Regions from separate parts of the Homo sapiens genome. Here regions 1, 2 and 3 are each linked to region 4. A link is a loop called in an ENCODE intact Hi-C map of the cell type or tissue named here. Cell type or tissue: mammary epithelial cell. All regions are shown on one strand. Region 1 overlaps SAT1-DT (SAT1 divergent transcript). Region 2 has its middle 51 kb from the start of PRDX4. Region 3 overlaps PTCHD1-AS (PTCHD1 and PHEX antisense RNA). Region 4 overlaps APOO (apolipoprotein O).

Region 1 (5,000 bases), 140 kb before region 4:
GAGTAGTAGTCCTCCAAGGCTGTTTCAGACATGTATTCTGCAAACACGAATGCAGGATGCTGCCATATGCCATTCCACGTGCCTGGGGGAGGATGTCCACCCCAACATTGTAATGAGAAAAAATAACTCCGCTTCTCAGTCCAGACATTGGGTAAATGTTAGCAGATGTGCAGAACAGGTGCATATTATTCCATACCCTCCCACCCCAATCCTCTATTCCACGGTCATCTCAACTCCTTGCCTCCCATGGCACTTGGGAGATTGAGGATTGATCAATCCCTGATTGTTACTGATGTCTGATGCCCAGCCTATAACTGACCTCACTACTTACTTCCCTTCACTTGTGACTAATTATAGAAGCAGTTATATCAAGCAGGGCCAGGGTCAGGACCAGGGTGTGGCAAGTGAGGCATTTGCCTTGAATGCAAATTTGATTTTTCTAATATTCCATTGAAATATTATTTATCTTGATTATTGGGGTTTTCACCCCTTTAAATTCTGCACAGGTGAGTGTCTCACTTGCCTATTCTTAATCTTGGCCCTGATTCATGGTTGGATTGACCAGTGAGATCAAGAGCCAAGAGCTTGGACTAACGAAGAGGTCAGAGTTCATTTTGAGTGATAGCCCTCCTATTCAGCTAGAAGACAGATTTATCTGATTTCCCTTACCCCTCCCACACACAAAGAAATTGTTGGATTTCATCAGAGCAGGGACCATAGGTCCATATATCACCTCCCACCAGAGTGCCAGCCCCTGATGTACCTTTCTGTCCTGTTCCAGGACTTAGATATCTAACTCGTGAACCACTAGGCAAGAAGAAGTCAGAATACAAGAAAAATACTGACAGTTGAAGGCACCAATGTTGGAATCCTCCATTGCTGATGAGTGGGTTAGTCCCAAGGCCTTTTGGTTAAAAGTAATGAATTTTTCAAGTGAAAGGTAATAGGGCTGGTTACATTTGGGTTCAGCAAAGTCATAAAAGAATATCACCAGAAGCAACCCTCACTAGTCGGTTTGTTTTGTTGTTGTTGTTGTTGTTGTTGTTTTGAGACGGAGTTGCGCTCTTGTTGCCCAGGCTGGAGTGGAATGGCACAATCTCGGCTCACTGCAACCTCCGGCTCCTGAGTTCAAGCGATTCTCCTGCTTCGGCCTCCCAAGTAGCTGGGAATTGCAGGCGCCTGCCACCAAGCCCAGCTAATTTTTGTATTTTTAGTAGAGATGGGGTTTTACCATATTGGTCAGGCTGGTCTCGAACTCCTGACCTCAAGTGATCCACACGCCTCAAACTCCCAAAGTGCTGGGATTACAGGTATCAGCCACCATGCGCGCCCAGGCACTAGTTGGTATTTTTAAAAGGGGTTCCTATTGAATTTCTGTATTGTTGTTTAACATAATTAGTAAAAATCTGCCAGGGTAAAAATTACAGGATTGGGCCAGGCACAGTATCTTATGCCTGTAATCCCAGCACTTTGGGGGGCCGAGGTGGGCAGATCACTTGAGGTCAGGAGTTCGAGACCAGCCTGGCCAACAGGATGAAACCCCATCTCTACTAAAAATACAAAACTTAGCTAAGTGTGGTGGCACACGCCTGTAGTCCCAGCTATTTGGGAGGCTGAGGCATGAGAATTGCTTGAACCTGAGAGGTAGAGGTTGCAGTGAGCCGAGATTGTGCCACTGCACTCCAGCCTAGGTGACAGAGCAAGATTCCGTCCAAAAAAAAAAAGTGACCAAATAATAGTATGGATAGTATGGTTTATTGAGCACTAATTCCTTAAATAAGCACTAATCTTATTTAATACTCACAACAACTGTATGAGGTCAGTATTACCATCTTATAGATAAGGAAATTGTGGTTTAGAGACATTAAGTAACTCTCCAAAAAGTCAAATGGCCAGCAATTGATGGCTAGCACACATTTACCAAACATTAGGTTGGTGCAAAAGTAATTGCAGTTTTTGCCACTGAAAGTAATGGCAAAAAAAAAAAAAAAAGGAAGTACTGGCTATTATCAGATGTGTAATTAGTTGTGTCCTTCTCCACCAGAGGGCGCAGTCCTGCACCCGAGACTTGTCACGAAAACCCGATAATGGGGTAGATCTGAAAGTAGGTTCATGACCCCAGTCATTGATAACAGCAGTCACTGGTGGAATCAGGGGACTCTGCAGTCACAGGACTCAAACTTGGAAATGAGACATCATCTAGAAACCTAGATGATCACAGGGCCTCAAATTGTAGTATTCAAGTTCCCCTTTCATGTACATATTCAGCATTTTCCAAGCCTTCAGACAAGATTTCTCCCTTTTGGTTTGTCTCCCCATGGGGACAAATGTATTCTAATTTATTTTTACTCTGGTAAATTATAAAGTAATGAATGACAGATAGTTCTAACTTAATTGACGGGCTCCCCACCATATTGCAAATAAAATGACTTGAAAATTGTCATCTCAGAAGCCTATGTCTGCATTTAATTTTTGTAATCTAGGACTCTTTTCCACCTAAAGCCAATAAATAAGGAAACTGTATTTCCACTTCTTTCCACTGTACTTTGGCAAAAATAGATTCTGGACTTCTTACTACTATTTCATTGTGCCCTTTCAGGTGGATGTGAGTCTGTGTCATTTATTGGTTACATCCTTACACATGTATCATTCTTACCCATCTCTTAGTCCCGTCTACCATGGAAACAGTAGGTGATGACAGGATGGTAATAAGCATGAAATTCAAAACCAGAAAGGTGAGCTGATGCTGGAGCTACAGGGTCTTTACTATCTGCAACTGGAGTGGACCATTTCTGCTGTCTTGTCCTTGATATGACACTGACATGAAGATACAGTAAGACTGAAAGTAAAGATTAGGAAAAACGCTTATCAGGTAAATACTTACAAAAATAAAGCTGTATTGGCTGGGCACGGTGGCTCACTCCTGTAATCCCAGCACTTTGGGAGGCCGAGGCAGGAAGATCACGAGGTCAGGAATTCAAGACCAGCCTGGCCAACATAGTGAAACCCCATCTCTACTAAAAATACAAAAACTTAGTCGGGCGTAGTGGCGGGCGCCTGTAATCCCAGCTACTCAAGAGGCTGAGGCAGGAGAATCGCTGGAACCCGGGAGGCGGAGGTTGCAGTGAGCGGAGATGGCAGCACTACACTCCAGTCTGGGCAACAGTGTGAGACTCCACCTCAATAAATAAATAAATAAATAAATAAATAAATAAATAAAGCTGTATTAATTAGCCAGGGTGATGGTATGCGCCTGTAGTCCCAGCTACTCGGGAGGCTAAGGCAGAGGATCACTTGTGCCCAGGAGATCAAGGCTGCAGTGAGCTGTGATCACACCACTGCACTCCAGCCTGGGTGACAGAGCAAGACCCTTTCTCAAAAAAATAAATAAATAAATAAACAATAACATATAAAATTTAAAAATATAAAACTGGCTGGGCGCGGTGGCTCACGCCTGTAATCCCAGCACTTTAGGAGGCCAAGATGAGATCACCTGAGGTCAGGAGTTCAAGACCAGCCTGGCCAACATGGTGAAACCCCATCTCTACTAAAAATACAAAATAAGCCAGGCATGGTGGCATGTGCCTGTAATCTCAGCTACTTGAGAGGCTGAGGCAGGAGAATCGCTTGAACCAGGGAGGTGGAGGTTGCAGTGAGCTGAGATCGTGCCATTGCACTCCAGCCAGGGCAAAAAGAGCAAAACTCCATCTCAAAAAAAAAAATACATAAATAAAATAGAACAAAATAAATAAAAAATAAATAATATAAAAAACCACTCTAAAGATAAAGAGGCACAAACATGATAAAAGGAAAAATTCACCATGAAAATATTAGTATAAAAACTTTGAACTTGCTTGTACCCAATAACATAGTCTCAGTTAAAAATGCATTGATAAATTTGACTTTTTTTTTTTGAGACAGGGTCTCACTCTATTGCCCAGGTTGGAGTGCAGTGGCACTATCACAGCTCACTGCATCCTCAACTTACTGGACTCAAGGAATCCTCCCACCTCAGCCTGCTGAGTAGCTGGGACCACATGTGTGCACCACCGTGCCCAACTAATTTTTTTAATTTTTAGTAGAGATAGGATCTGCCATGTTGCCCAGGCTGGTCTCAAACTCCTGGACTCAAGGGATCCTCCCACCTCGGCCTTCCAAGTGCTGCGATTACAGGCATGAGCCACTGCACCTGGCCAAACTTGACTACTTTAAATTGAAAGACTTCCATGTGACCAAAGACACTATTGACAAAAAAGTATCCTAGCCACAGATTCAGTACATGTCTGTAACAAAAATAGCAAAAGGGGAGGGATTAGAATAATGAATTATATAAAAGGGCTACTACAAATGCATAAGAAAAAGAAAAACAAGTCAATCAAAAATGGACAAAAGTCAGCCCAGCATGGTGGCTCACATCTGTAATCCCAGCACTTTGGGAGGCCAAAGCAGGCAGATCACCTGAGCTCAGGAGTTCAAGACGAGCCTGGTCAACTTGGTGAAACCCCATCTCTACTAAAAATACAAAAAAATTAGCCAGGCGTGGTGGCGGGTGCCTGTAATCCCAGCTACTGGGGAGGCTGAGGCAGGAGAATCACTTGAACCCGGGAGGCAGAGGTCGCAGGGAGCTGAGATCACGCCACTACACTCCAGCCTGGGCAACAGAGGAAGACTGTCTCAAAGAAAAAAAGGACAAAAGTTATAAGTTAGCATTTTACAGAAGAAGAAAAATATATGGCCAATAAACATATGAAAAGATCACTATCACATTAATCAAATTTAAACCATGATAAGATGCCATTTCATACCCATCAGATAAGCAAAACCAAAAGGTCTGAAAATATCAACTGTTGGTGATAACAAAGAGCACCAAGAATTCTCATTCACTGCTAGTACAGGTTGTAAATTGGTATGATCACTTTGGAGAGCAAGTTAGCACCATTTCACAAAGTTGAATACGTGTATACCCTGTGACCCAGCACTCCAGTCTTAGGTAAATACCC
Region 2 (5,000 bases), 290 kb before region 4:
GCGACACAATGAGATTCCATCTCAAAAAAAAAAGAAGACATACCAAAGACTGGGCAATTTACAAAAGAGGTTTACTTGGACTTAAACCTCTTTTGTAAATTGTTCCATGTGGCTGGGAAAGTTCCACATGGCTGGGGAAGCCACGTAAATTTTGTAAATTGTTCCGCGTGGTTGAGGCAGTTCCAAGTGGCTGGAAAGCCTCATAATCGTGGTGGAAGGCAAGGAGGAGCAAGTCCCGTCTTACATAGGTGGCAGCAGGCAAAGAGAGAGCTTGTGCAGGGAGACTTCCGTTTTTCAAAACCATCAGATCTTGTGAGACTTATACACTATCATGAGAACAGCACAGGAAAGATCTGTCCCCATGATTCAATTACCTCCCACCAGGTCCATCCCACAACATGTGGGAATTCAAGATGAGATTTGGGTGGGGTACACAGCCAAACCATATCACAAAACTACAATGAGAGATTATCTTATCCCAGTCGGAGTGGCCATTAATAAAAAGACACATACAAAAAAACAGATGTTGGCAAAGATGCAGAGAAAATGGAACACTTATATGCTTTTGGTGGGAATGTAAACTAGTACAGCCACTGTGGAAAACAGTATGCAGATTTCTCAAAAAAACTAATGATAGAATTACCATTTAATCCAACAATCCCACTACTGCATATCTACCCAAAGGAAAAGAAATCAATGTATCAAAGAGATACGTGTACATACCTGTATGTGCATGTTTATCGTAGCACTATCCAATAGCAAAGATATGGAATCACCTTAAGTGTCCACCGGTGGATAAACTGATAAATAAAATGTGTTATATATACACAATGGAATATTATTCAGTCATTAAAAAATTAAATTATGTCATTTGTAGCAACACGGATGGAACTAGAGGTCATTATCTTAAGTGAAATAAGCCAGGGGAAAAAAGCCAAATATCACATGTTCTCATTTACATGTGGGAGCTAAAAAATTTGAATACATGGAGGTATAGAGTGGAAAAATAGATAACAGAGACTAAGAAGGATGAATGGAGGGAAGAGAGGAGGATGAAGAGAATTGGGTTAAAGGGTACAAACATACAATAAGATGGAAGGAGGCCAGGTGCAGTGGCTCACACCTGTAATCCCAGCACTTTGGGAGGCCGAAGCAGTCAGATCACAAGGTCAGGAGTTTGAGACCAGCCTGGCCAATATGGTGAAAACCCGTCTCTACTAAAAATACAAAATTGGCCAGGTGTGGTGGCGCATGCCTGTAATCTCAGCTACTCGGGAGGCTGAGGCAGGAGAATTGCTTGAACCCGGGAGGCCGAGGTTGCAGTGAGCCAAGTCGCGCCATTGCACTCCAGCCTGGGCTACAAAGCGAGACTCCACCTCAAAAAAAAAAAAAAAAAAGATAGAAGGAATAAATTCAGTGCTTGGTAGCAAAGTAGGATAACTATACTTTACAAAATGTATTGTACTTGAGTGATGGACACCTTAAATACCCTGACTTTATTAGTATGCATAATATATAATGGTTAAATTTCCCATGTATCCCATAAATTTGCACAAATTTAAAAAGAGTAGTGACTGAAGATTCAGTTAGTCAGACACCTTCTTAAACATCTGCATTGAACAGGATGTTGAAAGCAACATATCCTGTCATGCAAGAGATATGACAAAGATCCAAAGGGTGAATCATTAAATGCCCAGTATAACTATATTGTACATTGAGGAGACAGGCCATCTTGCAAAGAAAAAGACCATAACTGGTTCTGCTGGCATTATCTTATGGCCAAAGGTTAAAAAAAAAAAAGTTTCATTGGAAAGAATATAAAATGTTTAAGTGATAATTGTCAATGTGGTATGCATATTCTCTACCATCATGAATCTGGTTCTCATCATGAGTCTGGTTCTCCCTTCTTCCAAAAATACATAATCAAACATTCTAATTAAATGGAAGGTAACCTTCTAGCAAATTACCAGAAGGAACTCAAGCCCAATCTGACTTTCTTAACCAGGTGTTCCACTGGGAGCTGATCATTAGTAGTCTATACCTCTTTTTCAATATATTATTTAAGAATCCAAGCCATCTTTCAATAGTACCTGCTACCTATTATACAGGGCATAAATGGTCCAGCAGACATCCCAGGTAGCTTCCCAAGATGAGTACTTTTTTCCTGTAAACCTGGTATCACTGTCAGTGAATCCAAACATGAAGCAAAGTCTAAGAGTATTCTTTTTTCTTCACCCCCTCAAGCATTTATTCTTTCAGTTACAAACAATCCAAAGAAAAGAGGCTTGAAGATTTCTCAAAGAACTTAAAACAGGGCTACCATTTGACCCAGCAATCCAATTACTGGGTATATATCCAAAGGAAAATAAATCATTCTACTAAAAAGACAAGGGCACTTGCATGATCATCACAGCACTATTCACAACAGCAAAAACATGGAATCAACCTCTGTGCCCATCAACAGTAGACTGGAAAAAGAAAATGTGGTATACATACACATGGAATACTATGCAGCCATAAAAAATAACAAAATCATGTCTTTTGCAACAACATGGATGTAGCTGGAGGCCATTATCCTAAGTGAATTAACGTAGAAATGGAAACCCAAATACCACATGTTCTCACTTATAATTGGGAGCTAAACATTGGGTATACACGGACATAAAGATGACAACAATAGACAATGGGGACTATTAGAAGTAGGGAAGCAGGGCAAGGGTTTAAAAACTAATTATTGGGTACCATGCTCACTACCTGGGTGACAGGATCAATCATACCTCAAACCTCGGCATCACGCAATATATCCATGTAAGAAACCTGCACATGTACCCCCTAAATCTAAAATAAAAGTTAAAATTATATTTTAAAAATAAAATAAATAAAGTTGTATTTTTTTTTTAAGAGGGGTTCTTTTAAGAAAAGGGAGCACACAACGGAGGGATACATTACAAAATCCTAGGGACTAGGATCCCTCTTGTGGCCACTCAGAGTAAAGGCACGTTCCTGAAAGCCTGCACTAATAAATAAGATGTTGAATACATACCCTCTCAGGAAAGAAACTCGGCAGAAGCTCTGTTATGGATTGAATTATGTACCCCCTACCAAAAAGAAGAAGCTCATATGTTCATCCTTAGCAACCAGTTCCTCAGAATGTATCCTTATTTGGAGAAAGGGTTTTAAAGATGTAGTCAAGTTAAAATGAGGTCACTAAAGTAGCCCTAATCCAACATGACCAGTGTCCTTATAAGAAGAATCAATCTGGACACAGGCACATATATATGGAAAACACATGTGAACATATAGACAGTCAACTACAAGCCAAGGAAAGAGGCCTGGAACAGATTATTCCCTCACAACCTTCCCTGAATTCCCTTACAACCAATATTGCCAACATTTTCATTGAATTTCAGGGGATTTCTAGGCCTAGATGTGTGAAACAAAAAATTTCTGTTGTTTAAGCCTCCACATTTTGGTACTTTCTTATGGCAACTCTAGAAAATCAATACAGTTTCCAAAGGGCAAGACATATCAAATATTCCCATATTCTTGCCACTGCACTCCAGCCTGGGTAACAATCTGAGACTCTGTCTCAAAAAAAAAAAACTCCTGTATTCTAAAGTGAGCTGCCGACCACCTAGCAAATAAATAGAACGAGTTTCTGCCAGCATTAGCCCATTAAGCCATGTCAGAAATATAAAATAGTTGAGGTAGAAGAGAGAGAAAAAGAATTTTTAGAGTTTTGTCAGTGTGCTGGACATTCTGCCTATATTCATGAGGGAGGGTCAATGGTTTGTGCCCCTTTGCCACAAACCATTGACAAAGAGCTTCAGAAAGCCTGACTGATGCCCATGAAGGTTGAGAGACACAGGAACTAGTGTCTGACTCACACAGTGAAAATCAAGAGGCTGTGGCTGGAGATATTCCTGGAAAGGGGACACTAAGAGTACGACTTGTGAGAGAACAAGCAATTCCACCAATTACAAAAGAAGGATGTTGATTTCCAGGGTCAACATGTCATCCTGGGAAAAAGAGAGGCCTGATAAGTACTTCATAAGGAAGCCACTCAAGAGAACTGCCTGCAGAGGAAGAAAGACCCCAACAGAATTAGAGCTCACAAAGTCCTTGGGATTGAGAAGGACTCTAAGTGATAAGTCACAGTGAAGGCATTGCATGTGGCAGGAATATAAAATCTGAGGTATCTGAAGAAAGGAAAAGTGCTTCCTAACATCATCAGTTCGTGATTTCCTCCATATCTCAGAGCCCCCAGATCATACTATGTCTTTGCCAAATATGCCAGTGTGTGTTCTTCTCCCTAAGTCTTTCCCACTGTGGGGATCTCATCAGGGGAAAGAGAATGAGCAGTCAACTGGGGTGCAGATGCAGAAAGAACATATGCACCTGGGGCTGAAAGATCAGTCCCCAAGATTCATGAATTGAGGTTTTGATTATTATACTGAAATAGGCAGGTTTCTTACAGTTGAAAGTGGCTCAGGACACTTCGCTATGTAAGAATAACCAGAAAAACTATGGGACCCACCTTAGCTTTCTTCCCAAACATGGAAAGAACAGGTCTCTAAGCCAGTTTTCACAGGGAAAAAGAAAAATAATAAACTACTTTCTTTTGACCCAGTTGACATATTTCAACAGGAATTCTAATGAACAAACAGTGATAAAATTCCAATCTGACTATGCTCCAAGGTTTATGATAACCCAGAAGTCATAGTGAGGACCGCAGGAGAGTCATATAGGTGTGTACTAAGGATACCATGAGGCAAGAGATTATGAAACATTATGACTTCTCAGCTATCCACAAACATATATTTCTAGTATTTTATAAGGCCTTCAAAATTATGAAAGAAAACATCTAAATCCCACCATGTCACATTACGATGGAAAAATCGAGTACAAATGCAAAAACTGGTGTCCATCAATCTGCAGGGCTCCCCAGTATAGTGAGTTCCAATTGACATGATTCCAGAAGCTGTGGTAAAATCAAAGGT
Region 3 (5,000 bases), 1.2 Mb before region 4:
CAACCCATAATGGCTGAGAGTTGGCAGATAAATATTTCATATTACTTTGTTCTCTGATGGAATTATTCTGAAGCACGTTCTACATGGTTGCTCAGAGGGTCCTCAATAGGACTGAGGCCTAGGAGTCCACTGAGATAACCTGCTTATTAAAATTCTTTTAGGGATTTTTCCCTTCTCTGTCTCACTTCCCCTGCCTTCTTGTATGCACTTCTTATAATTAACTACCTGAACCCACTTCTTGTCTCGTGATATACTTTTGGGAGAACCCAAGGTTAGACATAGAATTCCTGGAATTGTTCAGTTCATAATGCACAATTTCCACTTACAATGGCACACTGATGACTACTCTAAAAAAAATGGCCCTGTTCTCTGTAGAAAGAGGAGATACCTACTTTTAAACATCTCTTAAGGGGAAAAGTCTAAAATCAAGGATACATTTCATGGGAGGGTGAGTGTGATCTGTTTAGAATATCAGCATTTAGATTTTAAACTGCATTTGAACATTAGGCCACACTAATGCCCACTAACTTTGGAGGGTCATTTACTTTAAAAGCAACTAGTTGAAAGATTAAGTAATTTAATTTGATAGATGGCTTTGTGCCTGAATGTGCTTTAACACCTTTTGATCCTAATTGCCTATATTGAAGGTGTTAAGTTTGACTTGCTAAATAAAGCCTAGAAGGAGTTAACATTTCATTTGAGTGACCTACAAATGCCCCCCAGCCAAGCCTCTTGGAGTGCTTCTAATGGATGCTAAATTATACAACCCAAGTGATTAGCTATTTTAGATACTGAATTAGTAAGGATGCTAGACCATAAGCTCAATGAAGAAAAGAGCTGTACTTATCTTATTCACCTTTCTACCTTAATATGGTGCCTTGTACTTACTAAGTGTTCAACAAAGTTTTCTTGAATAAATGAACACATGGCAACCTCCATTTAAATGACTTTTATTATTCTCATATGAGTTAAGATGGGAGAAGATTTGGCATTTAAATGGTTGGCAATCTAAGGAGAAAATACTATCACGCATCTATCCTTTATCTTCAGTGTGAAGTTATAAAGTCAGAAAGCTACCCCACTCTTTTCTGGTCCATTTACATATTCATATCTGGGAAGTGAGAAGCAAGAGAAAGTTGAAAGACTGCAAGATGTAAGAGTGATCCCTAAAAGAAACACTTCACCCATACAAATACTTGCTTAAACTCACTATAGTCTGTTCTTTCAGAAGAATCCGCGTGAAGGAATCATGGGACTTCAGGTCAGAATGAATTTTGTAGGATATTCTTTATGCTATGCTAGGGGAAAAAGGGAGTTTAGACAGTATCAACTTCATACTCGCAGCAAGTAAGCAACAGCTAATCAATCACTAGAGATCATCATCTTTTCTTGGGGTGAACACATATTATCTTATTGGTTTACAAGTGGTGTACCTCGGTTAATTTTAGATTTGAGGTCAGTCTCAACGTAGCGATGACTTAGCAAAGTGCAAAATAATAAAAACCTAGCAACGTGGACATGTTTTGCATAATCATTGAATTTCTATAGGACTCAGGATTCTCCCAGATTGTATATCAGTCCTGACTTGGTCTTGTTAATTTTTGATATCCACCCTCCATCCAAATCTCATTCCATTAGACTCGGAAATGTTGAAATGTTGTCTGCTAATATCTGGGTAATCATTCTTCTGTGCTATATAAGACTGTCAGAATTTGTATTTTTGCTGTGATGCTTGCTATTCCCAGTTCACAGAAACCTAAAGTGTTATCATCAACATCTGACAGTATGAACTTCAGGGTTTGTTAGAAAAACCACTTAAGTGTGTGAGATAAGGAAAAGGAGAAACAAGGGCTTTGACTTGGCTGTGTATAGATAGTGAAGGAAAACTCCATAAATGGAAGATCCAATCATTTTGGAATTTTACTTGAAGAGAAATTACAAAACGTCAGCAATTTTAAAGCCTCAATTCCTGACGCCTTCTATCCAGTTCAATCAATAAAGCTATGCTTTAACTGGAGCTCAGGACATCCTGGGAATATCCAGATTGTCTCTCTGATTCTCTGCCACTGCTCTGTGAATAAGAACTGCCAAAGATTTCTTACATCGTTAGCACTCACTGGCCCACTCTGACTTGCTCTTCTGGCTCTTTACGAATGTATATGCTTTGCCTGAAATTGGAAAGCACTTGCTCTTAATTTTCTCTGCATTAAGCAAGTGTTTCCCTGGCAGATGCAGTTTGCGCAGGCATATTTTTAAGCGCTCCCCCTGCTGGCAAGTCTGTGTAAACAGTTTGTTGGCCTCTCTAGGCCCTGGCTACTATTAAAGCCACTTCACCTGTCAGCTTAGGAGAGCTGTCTGTGATTCCATAAGGCCCCAGTTAGGCACTCACATTTACAGAAGGACAGGAGCAGCAATTTAGCCTTTAACTATTAGCTTGCCATAACAGATTGCATTATCAACAGCCGCTCCAACACTCAGAATGATAAGATGCAACCTGGGTTCATTTCAGGGGATGCTGAGGGCCTGCTGAACATGCCAACTTTGCCTTATAGGAGATAAAAAGCTTCTCCTTCAGTATCTGTACTTAACAAGGTTGACCATCTTGCTTTTGTCTGCTTTATCTCACATACTTTTCTTATTTAATAAGCAAATGTGATGTTAATAGGTATTAACATTGGCAACATTTTCAGTTTTTCTTAAGTGGTTTTAAAAAGGATCACAGAAAAAGGACAAAGTCTAAAGGTTGTGTACTAGAACACAAGTAGGCATGCTTTGCATGATAATTAAATTTCTATAGGACTCAGTATCTTCCCGATATGTAGGAGATAAGTCTGAGGTATTTTTAGAAAAAACAGGCTGGGCACAGTGGTTCACGCCTGTAATCACAGCACTTTGGGAGGCCAAGGCGGGTGGATCACAAGATCAGGAGTTCGAGACCAGCCTGGCCAACATAGTGAAACCCCCGTCTCTACTAAAAATACAAAAATTCGCTGGGCGTGGTGGTGCACACCTGTAATCCCAGCTACTCAGGAGGCTGAGGCAGGAGAATCACTTGAACCCAGGAGGCGGAGATTGCAGTGAGCCGAGATCTCGCCATTGCAGTCCAGCCCGGGTGACAATGTGAGACTCCATCTCAAAAAAAAAAAAAAAGGAAAAAGAAGAAACATTTAAAAATCTGAGGCTGATGGAATAAAATATTTATTTCGAAAGGGGGCAAAATGTTGCCAGTAATTAATAACATGGGTTCTCCAGAGTATTACTAAACATTGCAAATTTGAATGGTTTGACTTTGTTTCATAATCCTTTGCTGAATAAACAAATTTATGTATATTTATATAAGAAGGCTTACTCCTCATTCATGGATTCATAAAAGGAAGTACATAGTCTTAACTGTAATAATCATTTGAAGGCCACAGGGATGGAAATCAGCAGACCTGTGTTTATGTTCTGTCCTAAACTATTTTTTGTCTTTTTCTAAAGCCACTTAGTGGGCCTCGTTACCCATATGTAACAGGCAAAGATGGTAAATCCTAAGGCCTTTGGCAACTCTATAGTTTGGTGATTATATAATTACTATAGAATAAAAAAAAAAAAGTAGTTTGTAAAAGCACTGCTTCTACTCTGTCTTCAGTCAGATTCCCTGAAAGGAGAGCCTGAGATAAGGATTTTTTTGTAAGTTATTTCCTGAGGGTTTTCGGGAGAAACCTGTCAGGAAGTGGGTTTAGAAAGACAGGGCAGGGGAAAGAGCCGAGCAAAGATAAGATTTTAGAAGACTAGCCTTAGCCTGATCCCACAGGGAGCTCTGGAGCATCAACTGTATCACTGTTTTTCCCACGTTAAAGAAAGCAAGCAAGGTGGGCTTTTGTATCTCCATATTGATAAGACTTTTGCCAAGGAGCACACTGGGAAATGGAGGCAGAGCTTCCCAGACTTTTGTGAATGGGGCAATCCTCTGGAGAAGTGAATGTGAACTGTTAGCATTCAGCACCACAGAAGCTAGGGGGTAGGTGGCCTGGCCTGATAAAGGGAATCTGGATGAGGCACCCATAGCATCTGTTGAATACTATTTCTTCTTTTCTCAATCTAACTTAAATGTCAAATAGTATTACCAGGTTACAAAACATTCATATTATTTATCTCACTGGACCTTATAATTTTTCACACAGTAGGCATTTGATAGATAAAAGTTAAAAGAACTGCTTATTGTGTTTTACAAAAAAGGAGAAGCTCTTATATAGTTGGAAATTACTTTTGTTACTATTTAATTTAGATAATATATTGTAGGAAATGGTTATTCGATGAGAAAGCAGAAAATGGAACTCAACAATTAAGGCTTCCTGGAAAAAAAAGTTCTCTATTCTTTAGCGGAGAATGAAGATTTAACATTAAGAATGGCCTGTCCTCACAAGTAAAATTGAAGTTAAAGTAACCTCGAATTTTTTTAAATTTCTATCAAGTGATCTTGTTCCAGGAATTAATATTACACTTAGACTTGATGATTACCAGGTAAAGAACATTCATTAGAACTTTAACAAAAAAAAAAAAAAACAAAAAAAAAAAAACAGAGTATAATTAAGGCTGATAATCATTTGTTTTTGTTTAAAAAATACAAGTCTGCCCACAGTGGTAGAGATTTCTACCTATAAAATGTTCCCCTGAAACAGACTACTTCTTGAAATATGAATTAGGGGTTTAATTCTTGTATTAGTCTGTTTTGCATTGCTATAAAGGAATATCTGAGGCTGGGTAATTTATAAAGAAAACAGATTTACTTGGCTCACAGTTCTGTGGGCTGTACAAAAAGCATGGTGCCAGCATCTGCTTCTGGTCAGGACCTCAGGAAGATTTTACTCTCAGTGGAAAGTGAAGAGGGAGCAGGAGTGGCACATGGAGAGAGAGGGAGCAAGAAAGGGGAGGGAGGTGCCAGATTCTTTTTAAGAACCAGCATTCCTGTGAACTAATAGAATGGGAAGTCACTCGTTACTGCATCAAGTCATTCA
Region 4 (5,000 bases):
GCATTGCTTCAAACAGCCAGAAATAGGAAGACAAAGGATAACTGCACTTAAAGTGCCTTTAAAACAATATTCACTTAAAATTCAACTATACTATCCATAATGCATAAAGCTGTATCAGGAAAATATAGCTTAACAATCAAAGTCATAGGCTTTCAGCATACTGAAAACTCTACGACCCTTGCCCTACATTCCTGCTTCTCCAAGTTTTAGTGAACACTGAAAATAAGTTTAAAAACCTACCACATTAAGAAATTGGCACTGATTAAATTTTCTAACAAAACTGGCATGAGGCTATGCAAAAATTAGGAAAAACTCAGCAAAAGTGAAAAATAAATAACTTCCAAATTCTAAAATATAACTTTAGACTAGGATTTTTTTGTCCCTGAAAATATATAAAGTTTCATGCTGTATGAACTAACTGTAAAATTCCACTTAAGCATTATTGGGGAAAATCAACTGATACACTCTTTCAATTCCTTTATTTTAAAGATCTCTTAGTACTTTCTTGTCATATTAAAAATAAGTCTAAACTTTTTGAAACAGATATCTTTGCTATTGAGATTTATTACACACCTAATAACATGCATTTATATATCTAATTTTAAATGTACAATACAAACAAATATGCAAGTTCGTTTCCTAGCCTCTAAGAAGTTCCAGTCTAGCCTAGAAAGGACATGGGTGTGGAACACATATACATATAGATTATAAATTAAACCTTTACGTCATAAAAGTCTACAAATATCAACAGGCCTCATGGGGTAATCAATTCATTTATCATAAATGTCTGGTACATCATCTACTTTTCTCCTCCACTGTGCCTCTAATCTCTCCGTTCTTTTAATGTATCGTTTTACTTCTTCTTTCTCCTCTTCCAGTGTTAGTTACAACTGTGAGGCTATCTGCATTTCAGAAGTAGATAGAAGAATGCTACAGTGTCCTGAGCAGAATTCATTTCCAAATGAGAAGTGAAATAACCCAAGTTAATTCACGTTTTACAGTTGTTAAGTCCAGAGTGCTAACCTGCAAGCATAGATTACTTCAGTGGACAAATGTGATACAAGAGGAACAGAAAACACCTTACATTGATATAGTGCTTTGTAGTTCACGGTTCTTTTCGCATATTATCTCAATTGAATCTCCCAACAATCCTGTGAGATACAGAGGGACATACTACTATCCCCACAGGATCATGATCAGAGGACGCTGAGAGATTAAGAAATCTCAACTGGCCCGGCATGGTGACTCATGCCTGTAATCCCAGCACTTTGGGAGGCCAAGGAGGGCAGATCACTTAAGGTCAGGAGCTCAAGACCAGTCTGGCCAACATGGTGAAACCCCATCTCTAATAAAAATACAAAAACTAGGCCAGGCGTGCTGGTGCATGCCTGTAGTCCCAGCTACTTGGGAGGCTAAGGGAGGAGACCGGCTTGAACCCAGGAGGCGGAGGGTGCGGAGAGCCAAGACTGCGCCAGTGCACTCCAGCCTGGGTGACAGGGCAAGACTCCGGCTCAAAAAAAAAAAAAAAAAAAAAGAAATCTCAACAAGGTCGCTCAGCCAGAAACACAACTAGAACCTGAGGCTGAAAAGATTGCATCCAGAGCTACAGAGCAGTTTTTTCTTCGTCTCTGTGATCCACTGTCTAACTTCTTCGAAAGGTAAGAAAGGAAAAAGAAACAACCAATTGATTCTGCACATAAAAAATGTATTTATGTGAGTAAAAATGTAGTTACTATAATTCCTCAAGAAGAATTCCCTTGAAGATGCTTAAACTGTTAGGGAAAAAAAACCTTCATTATCTTTCCAAATATGTGGCTTTTAAAATAATGCTCAAGTATAAAAGTTACATTACTCTTCCAATTTACAGATGATTTTCCTTTTCCATTTAGCATTGTAATTCTCCGCGCAGTTCTAGTAACATACTAGTAACATGGTAAGAAAATTAATTTCAGGAAGACAGGCAATGTAAGTATTACACTAAGCCACAAAGAATGTGTGAGGTAATAACACCTCATAGTCATGGACATGTTCACTCAGGCTCCTTGGTGTGGTGAGCTCTGAGTACAGGTCATGTTATTTGCCCTTGAGGAAGGAAGTGACACAGACCAGTTTTCACTAGGCCACCTTCTTGCCCTGGAGGCTTCAGTTAGCAGCTGATGATTTCCCAATTTCCAGCCCACGTCTGTGGCAGGAAAAGTCCATACCCTGGGGTTCTACATCAACTGATTTCCCCCTTCCAATGCCCAGATATTTCAGCAAGCCCAACCTGTTCAAAACCAAACCATCACCTCCCCCTCAAACCAAATTCAACCTTCTTCCACTTTCCCACCTCAATGAATAGTTCCCACCTCAATGAATAGATCCCACAGTCAAAAGTCAAAAGCCTGGGCAGAAACCTTAATTTATCCTTCTCCCTCATCTACCACATCCAACTGACTACCAAGTTTTGAAATAAAAAATACTTTTGGAGAGCCCCAAGACCGTGCACCACCGTAACACAGGTAGTTACAAGATGCCATCTTACAAGATGCCAACTAAAAGTAACAGCTCACATTTCTTCAGCCCTTACTTTGGGCCAAGCACTGTTCTAAGCTTTGCGTAGGAATGAATTTAATCCACACAATAATTTGAGGTTGGTAAGCATCTCATCCTTGTTTTACAAATGAGGAAGCAGCTACAGAAAACTTTAGTATCTCTCACAAGGAACACAGTGAAGCCCAAGGTCTTAACACTGTTCTGAACACTCTCACACTTCTGTGTCCTTGCATGTGCTTTTCTTCTCTGTTTGGAAGGCCCTTTCAACCTTGTCTGCCTAGCTCCAAAGATCAGCATAGGCATGTTCTTCTCTATAAAGCCTTCTGATGCCCCCTGCTGTTGCTCTTCCCTCTAAGTCAGTAGATCTCAAGGCTGGCTGCTTGCTCCAAAAACTAGATGCCTAATCCTACCCCTAGAGATTCTTGATGTCATTGGTATAGGTTCTAGACTGGGCATCGGGACTTTTAAAAGCTCCCCAGGTGGCTCTAACATGCAGTCAAGGTTGAGACCCACTGCATCGTTAACGGACCTTTAATGTCTGTGCTGGTAAGTGCATTGTGAGCTTCTGAAATGAAAGTTTCATAATCACCTTGGGGGGCTTTTTCAAAACTAGCAGTTCCTGGACGCCAACTAAAAAGTCAGTCAGAACCATGCGCAGGGGCTTGGAAACTGTCTCCTTGAATAATTCTGATTTGTGGCCAGATTTGGGACCTCTCTCCTAGATAAGAACTGGGTCTTTTCACTTGTACCCACCAGGGTCCAGCATGATGCCCAGCCCATAGTTGGACTAGGATAAAATCTGTGTAATGAAGGAAATCTAATAACGTGAATCTGGGTATATGTATCCAATATTCAAACTTCCTGCAGCAGCACAAGGAAAAGCTGCTTCCTACAATGGAATGCAAATACTGGGCAGCTTTTCAAATGTGTTTTTTAATCCACCAATGCCCCCTAGTGACCTGAAGATGAATAACTATATCAAAACATCGCAGTATATATTTTAAGTACAATGTGTACTTAATATGCACATAACTAGTCAGACACACTGCACTTTTACTACCATTGTACTTTTACTACCAACACCTATACTATTAACTCCTTTGCCCTCCAGTTCTAGTTAACCCAAGCTGTTAACTCCCAAACCCCGATCAATCCTACCGTTTACTCCATCCCCACTCTGCACAAACATACAGGAGTGCTCTCAGCAGAGCCCTCAAAGGGTCTGGCCTATCTTTTTGTTCCTTGGTCAGTGCCTCTCCCAAATCCCACCATGTTCATAAGACCATCCATCTCGAAAACACAAGAACCATTCATCTACCGATTGGCTTCAATTCTTGCTAGTCAAAGGGGACCAACGAAAACTATAGAACTAGTTAAAAAATGGAGAATCTGGCCGGGTGCGGCGGCTCACGTCTGTAATCCCAGCACTTTGGGAGGCTGAGGCGGGTGGATCACAAGGTCAGGAGTTTGAGACCAGCCTGGCCAGCATGGTGAAGCCCCGTCTCTACTAAAGATACAAAAAATTAGCTGGGCATGGTGGCGCGCACCTGTCAATCCCAGCTACTCAGGAGGCTGAGGCAGAGGAATTGCTTGAGCCCGGGAGGCGGAGGTTGCAGTGAGCAGAAACTGCGCCACTGTACTCAAGCCTGCGTGATAGAGCGAGACTCCATCTAGAAAAAAAAAAAAAAATGGAGCATTTGAGGCCGCATCCCAGACCTACTGAATTGGAATCCATTTTAACAAGAGTCACATGCCCATTAAAGTTTGACAAGCACTGGTTCTCAACTACTAGACCTAACATCACCATTTTATGACAAATATTTTCTGACACTCTTCTGGTATCCTGAAATAAAATTCATCACTAAGTTACATGCATAAGTCCAAAAAGTAAATCAGTATACTCTGATGGTAGCATAAAGGTGAATAAAAAGGAAAGATTTATGTGAATTATATTTCAGTATGTAAATGTTCAACACAACTAAAGACATAAAGAACAACCCCATTTTCAGTTATAATTTTTGCAAAGTTAAAAACGAAAAAAGAAAAAAAGAACAACCCCACAAGTTTCCAAAACATACCATTCTGTTGAGTCGTACCATTCTATGGAGAACCACTGGTCTACAATCTCTCGCACCTTTCTTTTCCTTCCATCTCTCGGGTGGGAATATCTCTCCCTTGCACAGCTGAGGTATTCTCTCTAGAATCTTGACTGAACATATCCTTCTAGTTACCAAATTCTCTCTCCTTCCCTTGATAGTCAAGCTTATCAACCATCATAGTGTCCACTTACTTGGCCCTCAGTCACCAACCCAGGTTAATCTACCCTTCACTTCCATCAGTAAACCTAAAGTATAAGGATCATGAAAGCTTTCCAAAGTGCCCAAATCAGTGAACACGACTCATGATATGTAACTAACTCATATCTCATCTAGCTTATATCTCCGTCATGGACATTGTTGGTTGCA

The links. A loop is a pair of places that touch in the nucleus more often than their neighbours do. Peaks named below come from ENCODE experiments on the same cell type or tissue, not always from the same donor. Only the 100,000 strongest peaks of a DNase experiment are listed, where the experiment ranks them.
Region 1: a loop joins it to region 4, with 23 times the contacts of the local background. A loop is called at or near these places in 55 of 110 quality-filtered maps.
Region 2: a loop joins it to region 4, with 17 times the contacts of the local background. A loop is called at or near these places in 2 of 110 quality-filtered maps.
Region 3: a loop joins it to region 4, with 10 times the contacts of the local background. A loop is called at or near these places in 2 of 110 quality-filtered maps.

Annotation. Positions count from the first base shown.
Region 1 is chrX:23,754,271-23,759,270 of GRCh38, forward strand. All of the region lies in intron 4 of SAT1-DT (SAT1 divergent transcript), which reads right to left. Among named protein-coding and RNA genes, the nearest start is that of ACOT9, 13 kb to the left of the region's middle. In mammary epithelial cell, a CTCF peak has its summit at 2,062 (motif pointing right); no DNase peak of the experiment used is centred here.
Region 2 is chrX:23,613,585-23,618,584 of GRCh38, forward strand. No RefSeq gene overlaps it. Among named protein-coding and RNA genes, the nearest start is that of PRDX4, 51 kb to the right of the region's middle. In mammary epithelial cell, a CTCF peak has its summit at 2,977 (motif pointing left); no DNase peak of the experiment used is centred here; H3K27me3 peaks cover 292 bases.
Region 3 is chrX:22,746,347-22,751,346 of GRCh38, forward strand. The region is part of intron 3 of PTCHD1-AS (PTCHD1 and PHEX antisense RNA); the gene reads right to left. Among named protein-coding and RNA genes, the nearest start is that of DDX53, 250 kb to the right of the region's middle. In mammary epithelial cell, a CTCF peak has its summit at 2,268 (motif pointing left); no DNase peak of the experiment used is centred here.
Region 4 is chrX:23,899,162-23,904,161 of GRCh38, forward strand. All of the region lies in intron 1 of APOO (apolipoprotein O), which reads right to left. Among named protein-coding and RNA genes, the nearest start is that of APOO, 6.3 kb to the right of the region's middle. In mammary epithelial cell, CTCF peaks have their summits at 2,866 (motif pointing left) and 3,490 (motif pointing left); DNase peaks (open chromatin) are centred at 1,420, 2,070, 2,850 and 3,480; H3K27ac peaks cover 2,807 bases.